2 separate regions of the Homo sapiens genome follow, and region 2 is linked to region 1. Evidence: chromatin loops called from intact Hi-C (ENCODE). Cell type or tissue: IMR-90. All regions are shown on one strand. Each heading gives the region's core, and the rest is flanking DNA. Links, peaks and the distances in the headings are about the cores only. Region 1 overlaps WWTR1 (WW domain containing transcription regulator 1). Region 2 overlaps WWTR1 (WW domain containing transcription regulator 1).

Region 1 (10,731 bases), core at 1,313-9,312:
CTGGATGGCTACTAATCTTAATATTGTCGCCAGGCGCGGTGGCTCACGCCTATAATCCCAGCACTTTGGGAGCCTGAGGCGGGTGGATGGCCTGAGGTCAAGAGTTTAGATCAGCCTGGCCAATATGGTGAAACCCCATCTCTACTAAAAATACAAAAGTTAGCCAGGTGTGGTGGCACACGCCTATAATCCCAGCTACTTGGGAGGCTAAAGGAGGAGAATTGCCTGAACCGGAAGGCAGAGGCTGCAGGGAGCTGAGATCGCACCATTGCACTCCAGCCTGGGTGACAAGAGCGAAACTCCGTCTCAAAAACAAACAAACAAACAAAAAACCTAATCTTAGTATTACAAACATGATCAGGTCGGGTTGCTAGTTTAGATGTGGGTGGTGAGCTGAGCATCCACTGCGATGGGGCTTCTACTGTCATGGGCTCCCTCTGTGATGTGGCCTCCCTTCTGTGATGAGCTCCCTGGGGTTTCTCCTGCAATGGGCTCCCACTGCAATGGGCTTCCACTGTGCTCAGCTCCCATTGCATTGTGGTTTTAGGTGACAGCAGAGGGACTACCTGGAGAAAGTGTGCATCTGGGCCTGGGAGAATTAGTAAGTGTGCATACCACCCCTGTCTTTGTTCTTGTGGTTAAGACTCATCTCTGGTGTTGGTTAGCAGAGCTAAGTACCGTTGGCAAAACAAAAGGTACTACTAAAAGAAATGTAAGATATGAGTAAGATATATGTCATTTCCTAGGTCTTGAAATCTAAATAAGATCACACTAATAGAATGTTTAATTTGATTTAAATGCAAACAGTATTTATCCCCAACATACAACGAGAAAGTAAACCACCTTTTGCATACTTGTATTCTAATTCCAGTTGAGGAAAATTTTAAAAGTTTAATATAAGTCTTCGGCAAGACTCCTTGCCATCTGGTACAGGATTAAAAATTGGCATAGCATTTGTTGTCTACTGACAGTGGGTCAGATTTACTTGGCAGGCCCTATCTGGGAATTTATCAACCTCATCCAAATCTGTTTCAGTTTCCATTTTTAACACTAGTGGGTCTAATTGGACTGAGTCACAAGAAGCAAGTTGCAAAGCTGTTTCATTTAGCAAATTTTAAGCTAATTGTCTTCAGTATGTACATTTGTTTTAACATTAAGAGGATGGTGAATTGGCCTAGTAAATCAAAAAAGTTTTAAAAATCTGATTTTCTGAAATAAGACAGTTTGCTTATACTTAAATGGGGATTGTAAATATCATAGGCTTGGCAGCTTTTTTTCTTTTTTGTTTTTTAAGAGCTAGGGTCTTTTTATGTTGCCCAAGCTGGTCTCCAACTCTGGGGCTCAAGCAGTCCTCCCGCCTCAGCCTCCCAGAGTGCTAAGATTACAGGTGTGAGCCACCACACCTGGCTAGCATTATCTGTGGAACATTTCTTCTGGAAGAGCTTGTATTCTACTGGAAGAGAAAAAAGGAGGTAGTAAGGACAGAGGCTACAGAGGAATTTCACTGAGGGGATGAAGACAGGGAGCAGTGAGTATGATTGAGTTTTAAACCAGTCTGCCTTGGTTTTATGACCCCAGGCTGTCTTTAAATTCTCATCTCATTGGTGTGGTTCTCTTTAACTGCTCAGCTAGGTTGTGGCAAAAGAAGAGGCAGTTTGGAGGCTGCTTCCAGGTCCCGTCCTAACCACTCTGCTGATGGAGGGGAGCCCTGATGTCTGACACTGTATGAAACTCTCATTTATTAAATAAATGGTGGGCAGAAAAAAGACAAAACACTTATGTTTGAAGACAAAATCTTTGCCCATAGAAATAAGCAACATGCTGCTAATAGTTTTAAATTCTTTCAAAATGAAGCACTTGTAATCATTCCTATTTTTATATCTTTGTATGCTTCCAGCAATACAAAATACATTACATGGGATTCTCTATTTCAGAAAGTCCTTGTTATACGGCTTCCTTCATCATAAAGTTAGTGTGGGTAAATTCATCCAAAAACACCAGGCCTTTTCCTGGGTGGTAAGAAGCTGGAGGATTCTATTTTATTTTATTTTTTTTGAGATGGAGTTTCACTCTTGTTGCCCAGGCTGGAGTGCAATAATGGCGCTCTCTCAGCTCACTGCAACCTCCGCCTCCCCGGTTCAAGTGTTTCTCTTGCCTCTGCCTCCCGAGTAGCACCACCATGCCTGTCTAATTTTGTATTTTTAGTAGAGACAGGGTTTCTCCATGTTCGCCAGGCTAGTCTCTAACTCCCGACCTCAGGTGATCCACCCGCCTCGGCCTCCCAAAGTGCTGGGATTACAGGCCACTGTGCCCGGCCTGATTATTCTATTTTTACAGATAAGATTTTTATCTTTGCCTTTACTATGTTTGCACAATGTTTTTGATTTTTACACCTAACCAGTACATCACCCATCATGCATAATAGGTATACGATCTATGGTTGTTGAAAAAACTTGAACCAAGTGTTGCCAACCTTGGAAGGCCAGAGCTGCCTTCTCTGCACTCACTGCTGAGTGAGTTTGGGAAGCCAGGAGAACTGGCCATGAAATCTGTAAGTGACTTTGGTGGTCATAATATTCCCAGAACAGACCTGCTTTATCCTCACAGTGAGGAACCAGTATATTGTTAGCTTTTTTACCCCTGTCTCATGCATATGGGTAGTGTGACTAGGATATCCAATTAGATCACACAGGGTCAGAGCTAATATTAAACCCGGGCACCCAGGTATATGTGACTCCACAACTGCGTGTGGTCTTTGCAGAGCCCACAGAGTCTGGCAGTAGGCTGCTGTGTCTGGGAGATGCCTATGTGAGTTGTGCTGTTATTTCATGGGCCATGGTGACCCAGGGGGACTTGGATACCAGGTGTCCTTGGGATATGTGCCTGGAGGTGAGATAGTGAATGGATTGTCAGGCAGAGAGGGTGGGGGGAGGGAAGGAGGAAGGGAGGAAAACCAGAAAGATTGGCAGAAGGGAAGCCCAGAGGCCATTGCCCTCATCAAGGTGAAAGGTCATGAAGGAGGTAGAAGGAGGTAGCAGTGGCTTGAGAGGAGGAAACTGGAGCAAAGTTAACACCCCCTCCGCAGGCTGATGGGGAGGCCAGTCTGAGGGGAGGGTGACTTGGAGGGTGGGAGTGCCACCCCACCAATTTCAAAACATTTTAACCCCAAACACACAATTTACCTGTTAAATAAAATGGCTTTCTACATTTGCGTCTTTCTGGAGGAAAATATTAATCCATGAGGGAAAACTGATTTCACACGACATGGTTTTTCATAACCTACCATTTCCAGCCAAATATCTTCTCAGAGACGTGGTGACCTTTCTTGCCCCTTAGCAAACTCCATGCTTTTGTCCAACCTGGGCAGTTCTCTAAGCAGAGACTCATAATGTAATTGGAGGCCAGGAATTGGTTGGTCTTTCTGGGACTGAGAGAAGGAGGCTGTCTGGGAAGTAGTGGTCCAAGGGGCTCTTGAAGGAAGGGGAAAAAGCCCACTCCCGCTTATATTTGTTACAGGTACCGTTAACCCCACATACCACCAGGGCTCTCCATGGGAAGCACTTGTAGAGGATTTTTCTTTTTTTTAAGTCGAGGAAAAAAATGTTTACTGTCAAGAAAAGCTTTTCTTCCCCGTAGGAACTGCTATTCTTTTTCTTTATAAACAGCATGGGATCAGGTGATTGATTCCATTTGTCCCCTGATTTGAGCCACACGAAGATAGGAGCCAAAAGTGTAGTTTATCTTCAGGAACTCTTTTTGTTTGTTTGTTTGTTTGTTCTTTGAGACTGAGTTTCTCTCTTGTTGCCCAGGCTGGAGTGCAATGGTGCGATCTCGGCTCACCACAATCTCCGCCTCCTGGGTTCAAGCAATTCTCCTGCCTCAGCCTCCTGAGTAGCTGGGATTACAGGCATGTGCCACCACAGCCGGCTAATTTTGTATTTTTAGTAGAGACAGGGCTTCTCCATGTTGGTCAGGCTGGTCTCGAACTCCCAACCTCAGGTGATCTGCCCACCTCGGCCTCCCAAAGTGCTGCTTATACCTTATGACCTGTGTATTCATGCATCAATTTTCTTTTTTGTCTTTTTGTACCTTCATTAGTATTTTTGTTTTTACTGGTTGTGAAAACAATACATAATCACTGCTAAAAATCTGGAAAGTACAAAGCAGTTTAGATAAGAAAAAAAAAATTACCAGTGAGCCTGTTATTTGCATATATCACCATAAATAGTTTGATATGTTTCTTTTTCCTTTTTTGTTCCATTTTCAAATATGAAACCTGTACAGTGTATGTATTTATACAATACACATATATAGGCAGGTTAAATATATTTGTATATGTGTGTGCATTTCCAAGGGAAGTTATACTTTTAAAACAGCAGAGAGTTTTTCTTGAAGTAGACTAAGCAAGGGAGTGAAGCCAGGAAGGAGGTGGGAGTAGCGGGGAAGTGGGGATTAATCTAGCTAAATTGTGGGTCCTGGCAAACACTGAGATTACACTGTGAAATACGAGAAAGGAAATGACTCAGTAACATTGAGAGAGGGAGCAGAGATGAGACAGCAGAGTGAAAGAGTGAATGGCGTATCCTGGGTTTGGGAAGTGGTGGGAAGTAGGGGGAGCTGGAGCCTGAGGCACTAAGTGATTAGAACAATAGGAGAATTTAGTTTTCAGATGAAATCATCAAGGCTGTATTAAGTGCCTCTTGTGAGCAATAGCTCACTCTTACTTGTTGCATTCAGCCTGGGAGCCACTCTTGACACCATGTTAGCGCAGCCTTACAGCTGATGTCAGGTCGACTGGTCTGCAGAGCCAGGAATTTGGGCTTTCTTCTCAGAGTTGTTTTGGAGCAATGAGAACTGCTCACTTAAGAAAGGCTCCCTCTTGTACTCCAGCCTTTGGGGAATGCTGTGAGTGACACTTTTAATTAACAAATCCACTGGGAACAAAACTCCTTTAAATGTGTTGGCTGGGTGTGGAGTTTGAAGGGTGGGCCGTGGAGGCTCCCACTGCACTGCAGGAGTGCTGGGACTTCAAGCCATGGGTAAGCTCGGTCAGAACTGTCAGGATGAGGTCCACCCAGAAGGCCCCACACTCTGTCCCAGGGGATTTAGGCTGGCAAGCTGTGCTGGCACTCCTGGGGCAAGATGAGCTCATCTGCCACTTCAGATGCTGGGCTTCCTATGCTAGATGTTCCTGCTCTTGCCGCATTCAGGAGCCACAGCCCACTTGTTCAGAACGGGAGGGGAGAGTGGGGGACGAGCATTTAGGAATGCATCATTCCAGCTCCTGTATTATTCCTAGAGCTGGTAGCTGAAATTCTGACCACGGAAGTGTCCTTGAACATCTTCCAGCAAATGATGTATATTTCCACATCTCACCGGGGCCTGTGCTGATGTTGGTTCTAGCACAGCATCAATATCCATGATGTCAGAGAGTCTAAGAAAGGTTTATGAAAGAGAGAAGGATTCTTTTCCTTCTGGTACCAGAGTGAAAACTATTTATGTAGCACATGTCTGCCTTGGAAAACATGCTGCTTTAATAGAATGAGTTCTGAAGGAATAATCAAAGCATTTCTTAGGTCTAATTATTTTGCTAAAGGGAGTTACTTAATTTTGACATCCTCATCAATTAGTTCCTCACTTGGAAGGCCTGTGACAAGCCTGAGGCTGGCTATGAGTTTCCACCTGCCCAGAAGTTGATGGATTTTATGAAAGCTTTAAACAGAACTACAATTGTGAAACTGAAAGTGTAAACTAAAACTATTGTTTTTATTATTATTTACTTTATACTTAGGGAAATGATTTTCATCTCTTTACTTCAGTATTTCCCCATCTTTTTTTTTTGGGGGGGATGGAGTCTCACTCTGCTGCCTAGGCTGGAGTGCAGTGGCATGATCCCAACTCACTGCAACCTCCACCTCCCGGGTTCAAGCGATTCTCCTGTCTCAGCCTCCCGAGTAGCTGGGGTTACACGCGTGCATCACCATGCCGGCTACTTTTTATATTTTTAATAGAGCTGGGGTTTCACCATGTTGGCCAGGCTGGTCTCGAACTCTTGACCTGTGGTGATCCACCCGCCTCGGCCTCCCAAAGTGCTGGGATTAGAGGCGTGAGCCACCGCCCCCGGCCTTTTTTTTTTTTTTTTTAATCACATTTATTCTAAAACCTTAGACCTTTAGACCCAAGTTTTCACGCAAGGCAATGGATGAGTTCCCCTTGGCAATACCTTCAAGTCTTGCATTAAGAAATCTGAATAACAATTTTAGCAGAGGAAGCATTTAAAAATGAGGAGACAGACTGAAAAGAAAACAAGACAAATACAACTTCAATGCAAGGAAGTTTCTAGACTGATTAAACATAACGAAAGTAAAAGTGGTTTCCTACCTTAAAGATTCAAAGGAGGCCATTGTTATTCAAAAGTGAGGTGTGTTTAACAGAAACAACAATCATGCTCCTTTTGTTGTATGTCTAAGGAAGGTCAATGGTGGGGGCCTGACTGGAAGAGACCCACCTGGTTGTGAGGCCCAAAACAAAGGGCTAACATTCAGTTTCTTCTATCATGTTTGTTGTCTTTGATGGATATGGAAAGATCTCTGATACTGGGCTGGGTGCGGTGGCTTGTGCCTGTAATCCCAGCACTTTGGGAGACTGAGGTGGGAGGATCACTTGAGCTCAGGAGTTCGAGACCAGCCTGGGCAACATAAGGAGACACCCACCTCTACAAAAAAAATTTTTTAAAAAAAATGAGCCAGGTGTGGTCGCAGGTGCCTGTGGTCCCAGGTACTCAGTAGGCCAAGGTGGGAAGATTGCTTCAGCCCAGGATGTCGGGGCTGCAATGGGCCATGATTATGCCACTGTACTCCAGCCTGGGTAACAGAGCAAGATCATGTCTCGAAAAAACAAAAAAGAAGGAGAAGGAGGAGAAGGAAGATTTCTGATACTGTTTATAAAACAAAGTAGAGGAACGGGATGAATCTACTCATCATATATATATATATATCACAAACTTTCACTAAAGGAAGAGTTTGATGGAGTGGGACAGAGTCTCTAAGGTACCAGGAGTGACCTGCAATGTGATTTGGAAGGTGGTAGGCAAAGCTGGAGGCCATGTCCACCTTTCTTAGAATGTACTGGAAACTCTGAGCAGAAGCTCATGTTTCATGTTGGGTTAGTTTCTCTGTGATTAAGTCACAGTAACAAACTGGAAGTTGTATGTGATCAAACATGTAATCATGTCTTCTCCCTTGTAAACCTTCATGCCTCAATATCTAAGTTTCTCCATAAGCTGGCACTAGTTGACTTTCCTACTATTATTTTCTAATACTCTGCCTTCCAGCTACCCTATTGTCACCTTGCTTGGTGACAGTGAGCTTCTTGAGGGTTTTATGTGTCACCTTTGGGGACCTTGAAATACCTTACACTCCTACTGTGAGAGCTCACTAATGTGGTGTTCAGAAGCTGGTTTCATGGGCCCATCTTTTGCTTGATGACAGCCAAAGGGATCCTCATTATGTCAATTCTATGAGTCAGGAGAGTATGGGGTACTGGCTGGGAAGGTGAGCATGGCTCCCCTTCCAGGAAGGAGCTCACACTATGGCACTCCAGTGATTGGATGGCTGAGAAGCAACTGAGGTGCTGGGGAATACAAGCTCCACGGGCCGAGGGGAAGTTCACTGGGGCTCACTGCATGCAAGGGCTGTCTGGACAGCGATGTCTTGGGCTTGTGTTTAGAGAGCTGCTTGCAGAATCCCCAGTGTGGCCTAACCAGGATGCAGGGAAAAATAGGCAAGTATGTCCTTGGATGAAACCAAGCACAATCTATCAACCACTCAAGCAGATCCTAAGGGAAGAATTAGTGTCATTAACTATTATGCTGTTGTTGGTGATGATGATAATGATGCTGACAATTAAAAAGATAATTAATTGTTTTCCTTCTTTTAGTCACATAGAAAAAATCACCACATGGCAAGACCCTAGGAAGGCGATGAATCAGCCTCTGAATCATATGAACCTCCACCCTGCCGTCAGTTCCACACCAGTGCCTCAGAGGTCCATGGCAGTATCCCAGCCAAATCTCGGTAAGCCTCAAGCTTTTTTAAAATTAAAAAAGATATTTTTTTTTTGTAGAGTTGGGGTCTCCCTTTGTTGCCCAGGCTGGTGTTGAACTCGTGGGCTCAAACAATCCTAACACCTCAGTCTCCCAAAGTGCTGCGATAACAGGCATGAACCACTGTGCCTGGTGGAGCCCCAAGCTTTGACTCCAAGCTGAAGAAATGGTGTTCAATCAAGGGGTGGCGGGGCTCATAAGTGGTTCTGGCTGTTTCTATGTCTCTTCATGCACCCAGACGGTGTTTGCTCCTTCTTCTTGGCTGCAATACCGTGTTACCCTTCTGCCGGCTTTTTCTTCTTTACTTGGTCTCTTTACCACCAACTCATGATACTGCTGCCTCAGTTTTAAACTACAGTTCTGACCTTCCCTCCAATGGCCTTAATTGGGGTAGAAAAATCAGTTAGGCCTCCTGTCTTCATCTAGCCTGAGGCAAGTAGGACACATACACGCTTTGGGTGACTTTGGCTCCTGGCGACTGCCTACAGGTACAATTCTAGTCTCAAATCCCTATCCTTATTTCCCTTTTTTCCTTTTTTTTTCATAATTGCTGCATAACATGTGTCAGATAGCATGCCAAGTGCTTCCATGCCTTACCTTATGAAAGCCTTCCAAAACCCCTGCAAAAAGTAGCAGGCTCTCCAGTTTATACATGAAGAAACTTTCCGAAAGTCTTGCAGCTTGTGGAGAGCAGAGCTGGAGAGCAGGCTAGTCTGATTTTAGAAGGGAGTTAACCATTACATAACCTGCAGGTGGCTTCTCCCCATACCTGCCGTGGGATAATATGGCTCACTTTTTACTTCATTTACAATACTTAATAAGTGCGATTTTAGACTTGAGAAGAGAATATTTTCTGCTAAAATTATCCCCACTAGAGATAATCACCAGTGAATTAATACACTGCAGCAACGGAACCAGTCAGCTTTTTTGGTAATCATTCCCTTCCTTCTCCCCCAGGGCTAAAAATAAAAAAGGGCCAATTTTAAAGTTTTAGAAAAGTTGGTGCCATTTTCAGATAACATTTCCATTTAAGATCAGATATCCAGATATGCTTTATACACAGAACAGTTAATTTTAGGGAGTGAAAAGAATCTCCTGTTGGATTTTCAGGAATGAACAAGATAAAAATGGAAGCGTTATTCCTGGACACCCTTCCCTCATACTGTGGCTTAGCCAAAGTGAGTATGAACTCAAGTAGACCCTAGTCAGCTTCAAGTGTCAGTTCTTCCAGGAAGTCTGAACCTACTGCTTTAAAGCTTGCAGATGTACAGTTTCCAAAAAGCAAATGACATGGAACAACCTCTGTGGAGTTCCTTATCTAAAGGGCAGATCAAAGAAAATGCAACCAGTTCTGGTACCAGCAGTGGTAAACCAAAGCCTCCAGTGAGTTATTTTGTCCCAAATATACAGGAGCTCGTGTAGAAATCAGATGCCACTGTAGTAAAGAGACCCCAAATTAGGTGGCATTAGACTGGTTTTTACAGTTTGTTTAACCATTTAATTTTCATCGAAAATTCTAAAAACTGATTATTAAAGTTTTAACTTTAACTTTGTAATCAATTATAATCGGAAAAAAATCTTTCATGAACCCAGTTTACAAAAAAAAAAAAAAAAAAAAAAGAAAAGAAAAAAAAATTCAAACACTTCCTCCAATCTCCCTTTCCTCAGTCCCCAAGTTTGTTTCCTGGAGCCAACCAGTGTTTCTAGTTGTGTGTGTGTGTATGTTTAATCATACTAAGGTTAGCATATCATAACCACTGTTCTGTATCTTGCTTTTTTCACCTGCCTGTCCATACATATAGAGCTGCTTCATTCTTTTAAAAATTTGCCTATTAGTCTACTATATTAATATGCTATAATTAGTTTATTTAACTAACTCCTATCTGGTAGATATTTAGGTTGTTACTAGTGTGTTGCTAGCATACAAATACTGGAGTGGATATCCTTTGTCATGTTCTTTTATGCATTCTCCTTAATTTTTAAAATTTGTGCGATATGTAGGAAGTGGACTAATTAAAAGAAGCTTGAATGCTTGGAACTAGATATTGAAGGCACATGTGAGTCTGCCTGTATGTGCATACATGCATGCATATGCACACACACACACAAAGTCCAATTGCACTAGTAAAGTATATCTAAAGAAGTTGTAATCTGAACATTCTGAAACAAATTTACCTGTAGCTCAGTAAAATACCTTAGTTTCCAGATTTCTATTTTTATTTAATTTTTGTTATTATTATTATTATTATTATTATTATTATTATTTTGAGAAAGAGGCTCACCCTGTCATCCGGGCTGGAGTGCAGTGGCACGATCTCAGCTCACTGCAACCTCTGCCTCCTGGTTCAAGCAATTCTCATGCCTCAGCTTCCCCAGTAGCTGGGACTATGTGCATGTATCATCACGCCCAGCTAATTTTTGTATTTTTAGTAGAGACGGGATTTCACCATGTTGGCCAAGTTGGTCCCGAACTCCTGACCCCTGGCGATCCGCTTGCCTCAGCCTCCCAAAGCGCTGGGACTACAGGCGTGAGACCCGGCACCCAGCAGTTTCCAGATTTCTAATAAGGCAGTGAATTTCTCAAGACGCACATTCTGGGGTTTTTCCAACAATATTTGTGTATTTGC
Region 2 (10,731 bases), core at 1,597-9,596, 63 kb before region 1:
ATTAAATTCTGGAGAACTGGATGCAATGCCTGATGGGATGTCTCAGGGTGAAAAGCCTTATCGGGGTAACCATGATCTAGAGACTGGGATTTGACTTTTTGGTTCAAGAAAGTGACGTCTCTGCTGGCCCAAAACTGGTCAGGTTTTCGAGGACTGTCTGATGTGAGCCATACTGGGGAGAAACAGGGATAGAAATTTTCATTACAGTTCCAGAAGCACAGGTAGTGACTGGAATATTCTGCCACTCTGGAATGAAGGTATTCATAAGAGTGATTTAATTGCTGAAAAGTTGCTTTAGTGGTGCTGGAAAAGAGAAGAAGTGAGATCATTTTAATCACTGAAGGGATATTAGCAGGTAAATTTGACAGGATTTGGTGATGGATTGGATAAAGGCAGCGAGTAAAGCAGGAGGAAAGGAAGATTTGCAGATTGCTGGCTGTATAATGTCAGGGCTGGTGGCGCCTCTAATTGTAGCAAGCCGTACTGGGAGCCTTGGAAGAAGTGGAGAAATTATTTAACATATTGAGTTTGAAGTGACTTTAAGATGCCCAAGGGAGGAAAATGGGGTGTAGTGGAATGTGTATAATTATTCAAATCCTGGTGTGGTTGAGATTTCTTAGAGAGGTTACAGATAGAATGAGAAGAAACAAGAAGTACTGATGGACCCTGTAAAGAGATGGAGAGAGAAGAGAAAGAGAGGTAGGAGGAAATCCAGAGAGTGGTGCGTGGAAGCCAGGGAAGAAAGTCTTTCAAGAAGAAAGAATGGTTAGCTCTGTGGTGTGTTTCTCAGAGGTCAAGGAAGATAAGGACTGAAAAATGTCCAGTGAATGACTTTTCCACGAGGACACTTTCTTTCCCAGGATAGGTCATAACAGGGCCTGAGGTACTAATTCTTATGATAATTCAGATAATTTAGTTTTGAGAGACAGAAAAATAAGGAAAATAAAGATCTCAATTAGATAAGGTGTGAATACACTCCCACATAGTCCCACAAGTTTCCATATAACCTATAGTGTCTCTCACTTTATTGCCGTATACCACACGTTTGCTTGTTTAAGCATCCTATTAAAATGGGGTCCGAAATCAGTGTTTTATAACTAACTGAGCTAAGTTATAAGACTCGGGTAAAAACATGACTCTAATTGATATGATCATTACTTGCTGTGAGGAAAATTACAGTCTGCAATCCTAGCTTGGTAAAATCTTCGTCACAATTTGTAGTGCACAGGACTGTTATTGCTGGCACACGTCATAACTAAATTACAGCCATAAAAATAGCAGATTATGTTTGGAGAGTATCAGTAAAAAATTTATGGTTCCAAATATTATGTAACTGTAGTTTCAGATAAATGTTTATCTTTCCTATCTTTGTTTCTCCATTCACTGGAACTGATTTTGATACCTGGCAAAGGGGACTCAGATTAATGCAAGTAAGTTCGCCAGGCCAGTTTGCCCTTTCACAATATAAGGTAAATAAAACATGTTTAATTATATCAAACTGGTTTGAGTTTGGCTGCATTTTGTAGTTAAAGCTTGTATTGTAGTTAAAAGGCTATTCTGTATTTTGCTAATTTGGGAGCATTTGGTGGCCTTGTTACAGATTTGGGATTTGTAAAGACATGTGAATTTAGTAGGCGGGATTAAGAATCATAAAAGAAGCAGTAAACTTGAGTGCTGCTCATAAAATTACTTAGGTTTTCTGCAGATGCATTCTCTAGTGCAACCGTCCCCACTTTTTGGGTCTTTGTTTTAGGTATTATGTGAAATATAACCCTATGCATATGCAACTTTTGGCAAATAAGGATTTCTTTTTTTTTTTTTTTTGAGACGGAGTCTCACTCTGTCGCCCAGGCTGGAGTGCAGTGGCCCGATCTCGGCTCACTGCAAGCTCCGCCTCCCGGGTTCCGGCCATTCTCCTGCCTCAGCCTCCCGAATAGCTGGTACTACAGGCGCTTGCAACCACGCCTGGCTAATTTTTTGTATTTTTAGTAGAGACGGGGTTTCACCATGTTAGCCAGGATGGTCTCGATCTCCTGACCTCGTGATCCACCCGCCTCGGCCTCCCAAAGTGCTGGGATTACAGGCGTGAGCCACCGTGCCCGGCCGGATTTCTCTTACAAAATTATATCATCCAACTTATATTTGGGTATTCGTACTTTCGTGTGTGTGTGTGTGTGTGTGTGACAGAGTTTTGCTTGTCGCCTAGGCTGGAGTGCATTGATGCGATCTCAGTTCACCGCAACCTCTGCCTCCTGGGTTCAAGCAATTCTCCTGCCTCAGCCTCCCAGTTAGCTGGGATTACAGGCATGGGCCACCACGCCTGGCTAATTTTGTATTTTTAGTAGAGACGGGGTTTCTCCCTGTTGATCAGGCTGGTCTTGAACTCCCAACCTCAGGTGATCTGCCTGCCTCGGCCTCCCAAAGTGCTGGGATTACAGGTGTGAGCCACCACGCCCGGCCACATTCGTACATTTTAACATAAAATCCAACCATAAGGCTATATTGTAGAAAAGCTTGAAGGAAAGAAGGCAGGAATGGAGAAAGGATCAGCTACCTAAAAGTTGAGCTGTAGCCAAGGGTATGTTTAAAACATCTCTTTTTTACCTAGGCTTTTAAAAAAGTTTAGCTATCTTATCTATCATCTAAGAAAAGTTAACCTTGAGTTATTGATCTTGCATGTCTGCATTTGAAGTATGAAGATGACAGGGGCTGTGCTTTGGGCCTTGGAAAGCTGTGTTCTCAAGCAAAGGTCCAAGAGCTGTAATCCGTATGGTACACAGTGGAAACATTGTTCTTTGTATTTGTCTGTTGCTAACTTTTTAATAAACTATTAAGTAGTTGGTGATTATTAACAGTAGGAGCAGAATGTAGGGTCATTATGGACAATTTGGAGTGTCAACATTAAAGAAATGATTTTAAAGGTTAGATCCCAATTGTTGAGACTTTGCCTGAAACTTTGGCAGGTAAGTAGAGTGAGGGATGGACCAGCACAACCTTTTGTAATTATTAGCCGTAGTGAAGTGAGTCAAGTTTTGCCACAGTGCTTTTTGTTTAACCTAACAATTGGCCGGCCCTAGTTAATTGTTGAAAACCATTAAAGGACTCAAATTTCCCAGTTGCACATGCATTGGAATGTCCAGCTTACCTCATGTGTGTGAATAAAGGGCCAGTGGTGTGGCTAATTAAAGTGCATTGTCCTTTAAGCAAAGCGTCAGTAACAAATTAAGTTTTAAGAGTTCTCGAAAGGCCCTTCTGAGGACTGGTAAACATCTTGGTGGCTGGTACATATCGTATGGAGTCTAGGTGTGAAAGCTGCTGAAAACAAGCATTATAAACTTCCAAGTAAGTGTGGAGGTGTAAACTGATGCCATAGAGTTGCTTCAGCTGAAGCGAAAGATCATATTTACTGACACTTATTACAAATGGGTTTTTAAAACAATGTCTGTTTTGTACAGTGACAGTAAAGTCTGCCAAGAGTAAAACAAAAAGTTATATTGTGGAACAAGATAAAAGGACCCTGCATAATAAATAATATCGAATGCCTTAAAATATGAGGTTTCATTTCCAAAATATAAATATGAGCTCCTAAATGAATGTTTAAATAATTTGGTTTTTCTTTGATTTGCCAGTGACTTGATACGTAAAATAATTTTGGCTCTGAATATGTCCAGATCTAGGCCATCACAATAAAGAATACATCTGTATAGTAAATACAAAATAAAGCAACCACAAATGACATCATGTTTTAGTGATAGCTTAGGAATTGTTTTTTTTATTATGATAGACCAAAAGTAGTTTATTGGCTATAAATAATATATTTATTATCTGCCAGTTTCTAAGAGTAGCATGATATCTCTGATCCAAACTGTATTGATTCTGGTCGGGCTCGGTGGCTCATGCCTGTAATACCAGCACTTTGGGAGGCCGAGGTGGGTGGATTACTTGAGGCCAGGAGTTTGAGACCAGCCTGGCCAACATGGTGAAACCCTGTCTCTACTAAAAATACAAAAATTAGCTGGGTGTGGTGGCACATGCTTGTTATCCCAGCTACTCAGGAGGCTGAGGCAGGAGATTCACTAGAACCAGGGAGGCAGAGGTTGCAGTGAGCCAAGATTGGGGCACTGCATTTCAGCTTTGGGGGCAGAGCGAAACTCTGTTTCAAAAAAACAAAAACAAAACCAATCTATATTGGTTCTAACCTTTATCTATAGACAAAAGCATTGGTTTATGAAAACCATCAGAGATGCAAGCCATAGAAACTTTCAAAAAGTTCTTTAAGATGCAACTGTCTGGATCTGATAAATAGTTTCAATTGTTTTGCTCTTGATCTGGATGGGTTTTGAGCAGAGGAGATTGGGTGAAATTAAAGGTTTCTTAAAATTGTTGACACTGGTAGAGAGGCATTTATCTGAATACAGTGGGGAAGACCAGAGATGTTGCTTAAAGAGATTTTGTAAGAAAAGTAGGCACAATTCTTGTGAAAAGTGGGCTACGTGAATAAGGGCAATCCAAGAAATCATGTTAGTGCCCCTGTGTAGTTGTATGACTTCTGTACTTTTTCTTTCTTTCTTTCTTTCTTTCTTTCTTTTTTTTTTTTTTTTTTTTGAGACGGAGTCTCGCTGTGTAGCCCAGGCTGGAGTGCAGTGGCACAATCTCGGCTCACTGCAAGCTCCACCTCCCAGGTTCACAACGTTCTCTTGCCTCAGCCTCCCAAGTAGCTGGGACTACAAGTGCCCACCACCACGCCTGGGTATTTTTTTGTATTTTTTAGTAGAGATGGGATTTCACCGTGTTAGCCAGGATGGTCTCGATCTCCTGACCTCGTGATCCACCCACCTCGGCCTCCCAAAGTGCTGGGATTACAGGCGTGAGCCACTGCACCCAGCCAACTTCTGTACTTTTTCAAAGGTGAACTTTTGGGGAGGTGATTTCTTGAGAAGTGGGGAAGATAATGGGATAAGTTGTAAAAGTGCCCAGAAATATGAGTTTATAAGAGACCTTGAGAGCTACATACTAATGTAGCTGTCCATTAGTATGAAAGAAGACCAGACATGTTGTCCAAGCTGTCTATAGGAAAATAGAAGAGGTAACTTTAGGTTGTCGTGGCTCACACTTATAATCCCAGAACTTTGGGAGGCTGAGGCAGGAGAATGGCTTGAGGCCAGGAGTTTGAGACCGGCCTGAGCAACAGAGCAAGACCCCATCTCTATAAAAAAGTTTTAAAAATTAACAGAATGTGGTGGTGCACACTGCTATAGTCCCAGCTACTTGGGAGGCTGAGGCAAGGGGGATCACTTCAGCCTATGAATTCAGGGTTGCAGTGAACTATGATTGCACCACCGTACTCTGGCCTGGGCAACAGAAAGAGACCCTGTATATATATATTTTTTTCCAAGATAATTTTAGTCTTAGTCTACTCTGAATAACAAAGAAGAATGATTTATTCATTTAGAGGCATTTTAAGAGCAGTCTTTGTAGACCATTGCTAGATCTTTTTGGAATGGGCTGCCTTGAAAGCAGAGAGAATGTAACCATGTGTCTTTAAGTGGCATTGTTTAGTGGTTCTTCACGGCAGCCCAAAGAGAAAGTATCTGGCATCAGATTTGCTGGATGTGCAGAGATGCCAGTATCTCTCGTTTGAGCTAGCCTCTGCGGTGTTTTTGCTCTCAAACCTGGTGGTAGAGTGACGGCTTTGATTTGCTTCCTGCCTGAAGCCTGCTTTGGATGAATTTAAAAACCTGTTTGTTTCCCCATCGGCCGGCTGAGCCTTACCCATAATTCCTGAACTTTGATTATGGGGGTTATTACAGGACAAGAGCTTCTTTGTAAAAGAGCATGTTTAATACTCTGGGGTCTAGCGTGACTAGCGGATATAAATTGTATGGAAGCAATTAAATGCGAAGGAAATGTCATGTGGGCTGAATTTAAACATAACTTGCGGCATTGATTTTTTTTTTTTAACTTACACTAAGAAGGATGGAGAGAGAAAAAAGAAAGAGAATGGAAACAGGCCAAGCGAGTCAGAGAAGCACACGCAGAGACAAGAGAAAAGGAGTCATTTTTAACATTTGGTTAAAAGTCCAAAGCCCAGAGCTAGCATTATGTGAATTATACTAGTATTATGCCATTGCCCTTTAAATGAACTCTTTAAAAACACAAATGTCAGGGAAGTATACTGTACTTGGGGCTTGTATCTCTTTCCAGTTGCTCCTCTTTATCTTAAGGCATATATGTACATACAGCAGTGATTTTTTTTGGAATATGTTAATAAACAGGCCTGAAGGAAGCTCCGTAAACGATTAAAGTGCTTCTTTCCCTAGTTTTCTCTCCTTTTATGCTCACGGCCACTGCATGCCTCTTTTCTTTTCTTTTCTTTCTTTTTTTGACAAAGTTTCGCTCTTGTTGCCCAGGCTGGAGTGCAATGGTGCAATCTTGGCTTCCTGCAACCTCTGCCTCCTGGGTTCAAGTCATTCTCCTGCCTCAGCCTCCCAAGTAGCTGTGATTACAGGCATACAGCACCACGCCTGGCTAATTTTTTTGTATTTAGTAGAGACGGGGTTTCACCATATTGGTCAGGCTGGTCTTGAACTCCTGACCTCAGGTGATCCACCACCTCAGCCTCCCAAAGTGCTGGGATTACAGGCGTGAGCCACCGTGCCTGGTTGCCACTGCATATGTCATACAGAGTAGCTCATCTTTGCACTTTTGATTAGGAGTAGTGTGTCATTTCTCACTTGCCTAGAATGTCCTACATCCCTATGCTTGGTCTATTAAGACTTAGCCAGCCCCATCTCCTGTCTAATGCCTTATTACACCAACCAACTAGAAGGGATCTCCTCCTACTCCAGATCCCCATAGTAATTTGATCTATTGGGGTAATTTGCCACTTAATCTTTTCTACTGTCCATCAGAGTGTCGTGTAAGGTTTGTTTGTAAATGAATGGGTTTATTTCATTTCTCCAACTTGCCAATTCTTAGAATATGGAACTGGTGTTGTATTGTCCTTCATGCCTAGCACATATTGGTACTAGGGAATATTTATTGAGATTAATGTTAATACTGAATATGGGCCGGGCACGGTGGCTCATGCTGATAATCCCAGCACTTTGGGAGGCCGAGGTGGGTGGATTACCTGAGGTTAGGAGTTCAAGACCAGCCTGGCCAACATGGTGAAACCCCGTCTCTACTAAAAATACAAAAAAAAAATTAGCTGGGCATGGTGGCACACCCCTGTAATCCCAGCTACTGGGGAGGCTGAGGCAGGAGAATTGCTTCAGCCTGGGAGGTAGAGGTTGCAGTGAGTCGAGATCATGCCACTGCACTCCAGCCTGGCCAACAGAGCGAGACTCTGTCTCAAAAAAAAAAAAACATACTCAATATGCTGTTAAAATAATCAAAATGTGACTGGGTGGTCACAGGCAGAAATTGATGCTTTTAGATTAGATGTAATAATATAGCAAGTTTGATGTGAAATTGAGTTTAGAAATAATAGACAACCTTTGATTATTTGCTGTGATAGAGAGTACTTGTCCTTTATTTTTATTCTATATGCTATGAACTCATAGTGACAAGAACCAAATCTTACCTGCCTTGCATAATACTTCTCTCTTTTTTTTTTTTTTTTTTTTTTTTCACTTGAGACAGTCTTGCTCTGTCGCCCAGGCTGGAGTGCAGTGGCATGATCCCAGCTCACTGCAACCTCTGCCCCCTGGGTTCAAGTGATTCTGCCTCAGCCTCCCGAGTAGCTGGGGTTACAGGCACCTGCCACCACACCCAGCTAATTTTTTGTGCATAATACTTCTCTAATGCCTGGCCCAAAGCATGGCATGCATAGTAGGGATTCATTTAACTTTTGCTGAAAGAAATATAAATGATTTTTTTCTTTTAAATTTCTACATTATTTAGATTTTCTGGTGACTCTTTCCTATGCAATAAGCCAATACATATTTATGGAGCACATACTGTGTGCCACATACTGGTACTGTGCTTAGCATAAAGGATACATATAATGTATATTTTACTTTAGAATATATTCTATTCTTTGTATTTAATTCTTAGCCCGACTATAAATTCTAAAAAATCAGTTTTTCAAGCAAAAACAATGAAGATCCAAGAAAGGAAAATTTCCTGGTATTAATTCAATATATTCATCTATTCCCAGATTATTTCCACATTCCACTTGATGGTGGAAATTTACTACCCCCTCCTTGCCTTTCAAATGATCCTAAGATCGTAACCTTTCCCAATGGAGCTGAAGAGGTAGAGTAGGCTGTTTGGGTTTCAAAGGACTTTTCAGGACACAAAGTAAATAGGGGAATTGGAGATATCAACAAAACTAATTAAGTGGATTGACTGTGTCAGTAGTGAGTACAGAGATGTCAGAAAAGCTAGTTGTAGCAAGTATTTAAACACAGCCTCAAGTTCATTTTCAGTGGTGTTGCCATCATCCACAAACTTCAAAGAAAGTTTAGCCAGATTAATCCAGGAAAATTCATTCTCCTGGGAACATCACATTCTAAATTACTTATTCATTGTTAATATCTTCATTTAAAATTTTGACTTGAACTTTTTTATTCTTTACTTGTCCTTTAAGATCACACAGACCCAAGATTTGATAAGGTTATCATCTTTTCAGATCTCAGAAAAGTGGGAAAATGAATTCCCTTTTGACCAGAATAAAGGGAAGAAGAATTTAAAATTATAAACCAGGTTTACTTTACTCATAGATGGTCATATATTCAACATTGCCTTTTTTTTATTTTAAAAAACTGCCCAAGTCATAAATAAATGCATTCTTGCTTTAAGAAATTCAGCTAAAGCAATAGACTTTCTTGACCCTCTATCCCCAATCCTGCTCATCTCCCCAGAAGGAGAGCCCATTTCTCAGTTCAGGGACTGTCCTTCAGACTTATGCATGTAGAAACCAATGATTCAAGTTTTTCTTCTTCTCCTTCTTCCTTCTTCCTCCTTTCTCCTTCCTCCTCCTCCCTCTTCCGCTTCCTCTTCTCCTCCTACTCTTCCTCTTCGTCCTCCTTCCTCTTCTTCTTCTCCTTCTCTTTCTCCTTCTCCTTCTCCTTCTCCTCCTTCTTCTTCTTCTTCTCCTTCTATATATTGTACCTTAACTTCGTTTTTACCCACCACTTTAAAGTATTTTGTTCTATGACAGCAGCTAGAGATCTTAATACGTTACTCCATTTCATGGCTATACACAGTTTATTTACCCGTTTTCCTAGTAATGGGACTGTAATGTTACTTAAACCTCATCTCAAAGACCTAATATAAATTAAATTCTAGCTTCATTTGAATCTTTCATCACTTTGAAGGGAGATTTTTAGTAATTATCAAAAGATATGAGATCAAACAAGTCCAATTACTAAAAATACAATGCATTTGTATGATAATTTAAACTTCTTTTAAATATGGAGACCCAGAGCACTGTATCCCCAGCACTCCTGTGAGCTAGCCAGGAGAAGAGGAACATTGTCACAACCACATGAAGAAGAGGGTAGAGCAGGGCCCCCTTCTGCTGATTTCTGATTATACAGGGCTCTTTGGTCAAGATCACAGAATGTGTTTCTCCCTCCCATGCAAGAAAGGCAGGGATTCCTCCTCTCCTCTTTAGTCTTCCATCCCTGCTCAGAGCTTTTTGGCTAGCATTGTCAATTCAAGGTTTGGCCTCAGAGTCTTTGATTTAAGTTGTGAGGGGACAGACATGGTGAGGATATACCGTGGCCGGGTCTGGAGGGTGAGCTACTGAGAATCAGGGCAGGGAAGAGGCTCAGTGGTTGCTGGTGCTGAGGTAGTGTCTGGAAAGCACATCCGTGTGAAAGGGCGAATGCCAGCTGAGCATGGCCTTGGGTCACTGGCTGCCTTGCAAACAGGAGCTCCACAGGAGAGGTGGACTTGCACAACAGCAGCCTGACAGATCCAGGGTCTTTCACTTGCTTCTTTGGGATCCTCACCAAGCATGTCATTCAACCATTTATTGTGCATGGACCTTGGTAGGGAATAGGCATTGCTCTGTTTTCTGATTTATTTCTCCTTGAAAGCCCATTCTCAAGGGCAGGGAACATGTTTTATTCTTCCCAGAACCTTAGGATAAATAAACGGGAAAAAATGAGTGAAAAAGGAAACTTTGGTGGGAGATAATGAGGCTTTTCCTTACTGCTCTTATCTTTAGAAGCTGGGTCACAGACATCTTAATATGCATTTACGTGTATTTATTTAACAAACGTGTACCTAGCACTTACTTTGTGCCAGGCATTGTTCTCACACTGTTCACATTTAATTATGCCAAGAACTCTGACAGAAACACTATTTTTATCCCCACTTTGCTCAGAAAACTGATGTACAGGGCATTTAAGGAACTTGACCAAAGCCGCACACTAGTAAGGACTTAAACTTGGGCAGTCTGGGCCCAGAGCCACCCTGGCTCTCCTTTTCCCTCTCACCGGTCTTGACATGGTTGGGTCTTCATTATTTTTCCCTTTCTGGACCTCTCATCTTTCCTTCCTCTTTCTCCATTCCTGTTGCCTCCACCCTACTGTGTGATGTGATCATTTATTTGTAGACTGCAGCACACTAGCCTCTGACTTCAGTCCTTTGCACACCACAGCCAGGCTAATCTTCCTTCATGATGGCTCTCATCACCCTTTTCCTGCTACAGAACTCTTCTTGGTGTCCTGTCCTGTCAGGGCTGATCTCCTGCCTGGTTCCTAAACCTCTAGAATC

Evidence for each region. Peaks named below come from ENCODE experiments on the same cell type or tissue, not always from the same donor. Only the 100,000 strongest peaks of a DNase experiment are listed, where the experiment ranks them.
Region 2: it touches region 1 in a loop (2.1-fold over the local background); 11 of 110 quality-filtered maps call a loop at or near these places.

What each region holds. Positions count from the first base shown.
Region 1 is chr3:149,570,208-149,580,938 of GRCh38, reverse strand. WWTR1 (WW domain containing transcription regulator 1) reads left to right here. Exons shown (of 7, transcript NM_015472.6): 3 at 7,939-8,075. Among named protein-coding and RNA genes, the nearest start is that of WWTR1-IT1, 76 kb to the left of the region's middle. RefSeq lists enhancers at 4,890-5,516, 5,517-6,143, 6,144-6,770. In IMR-90, for the core only: no CTCF peak of the experiment used is centred there; DNase peaks (open chromatin) are centred at 4,548, 5,298 and 7,998; H3K27ac peaks cover 3,182 bases.
Region 2 is chr3:149,633,868-149,644,598 of GRCh38, reverse strand. All of the region lies in intron 2 of WWTR1 (WW domain containing transcription regulator 1), which reads left to right. Among named protein-coding and RNA genes, the nearest start is that of WWTR1-IT1, 13 kb to the left of the region's middle. In IMR-90, for the core only: no CTCF peak of the experiment used is centred there; a DNase peak (open chromatin) is centred at 5,898; H3K4me3 peaks cover 829 bases; H3K27ac peaks cover 3,508 bases.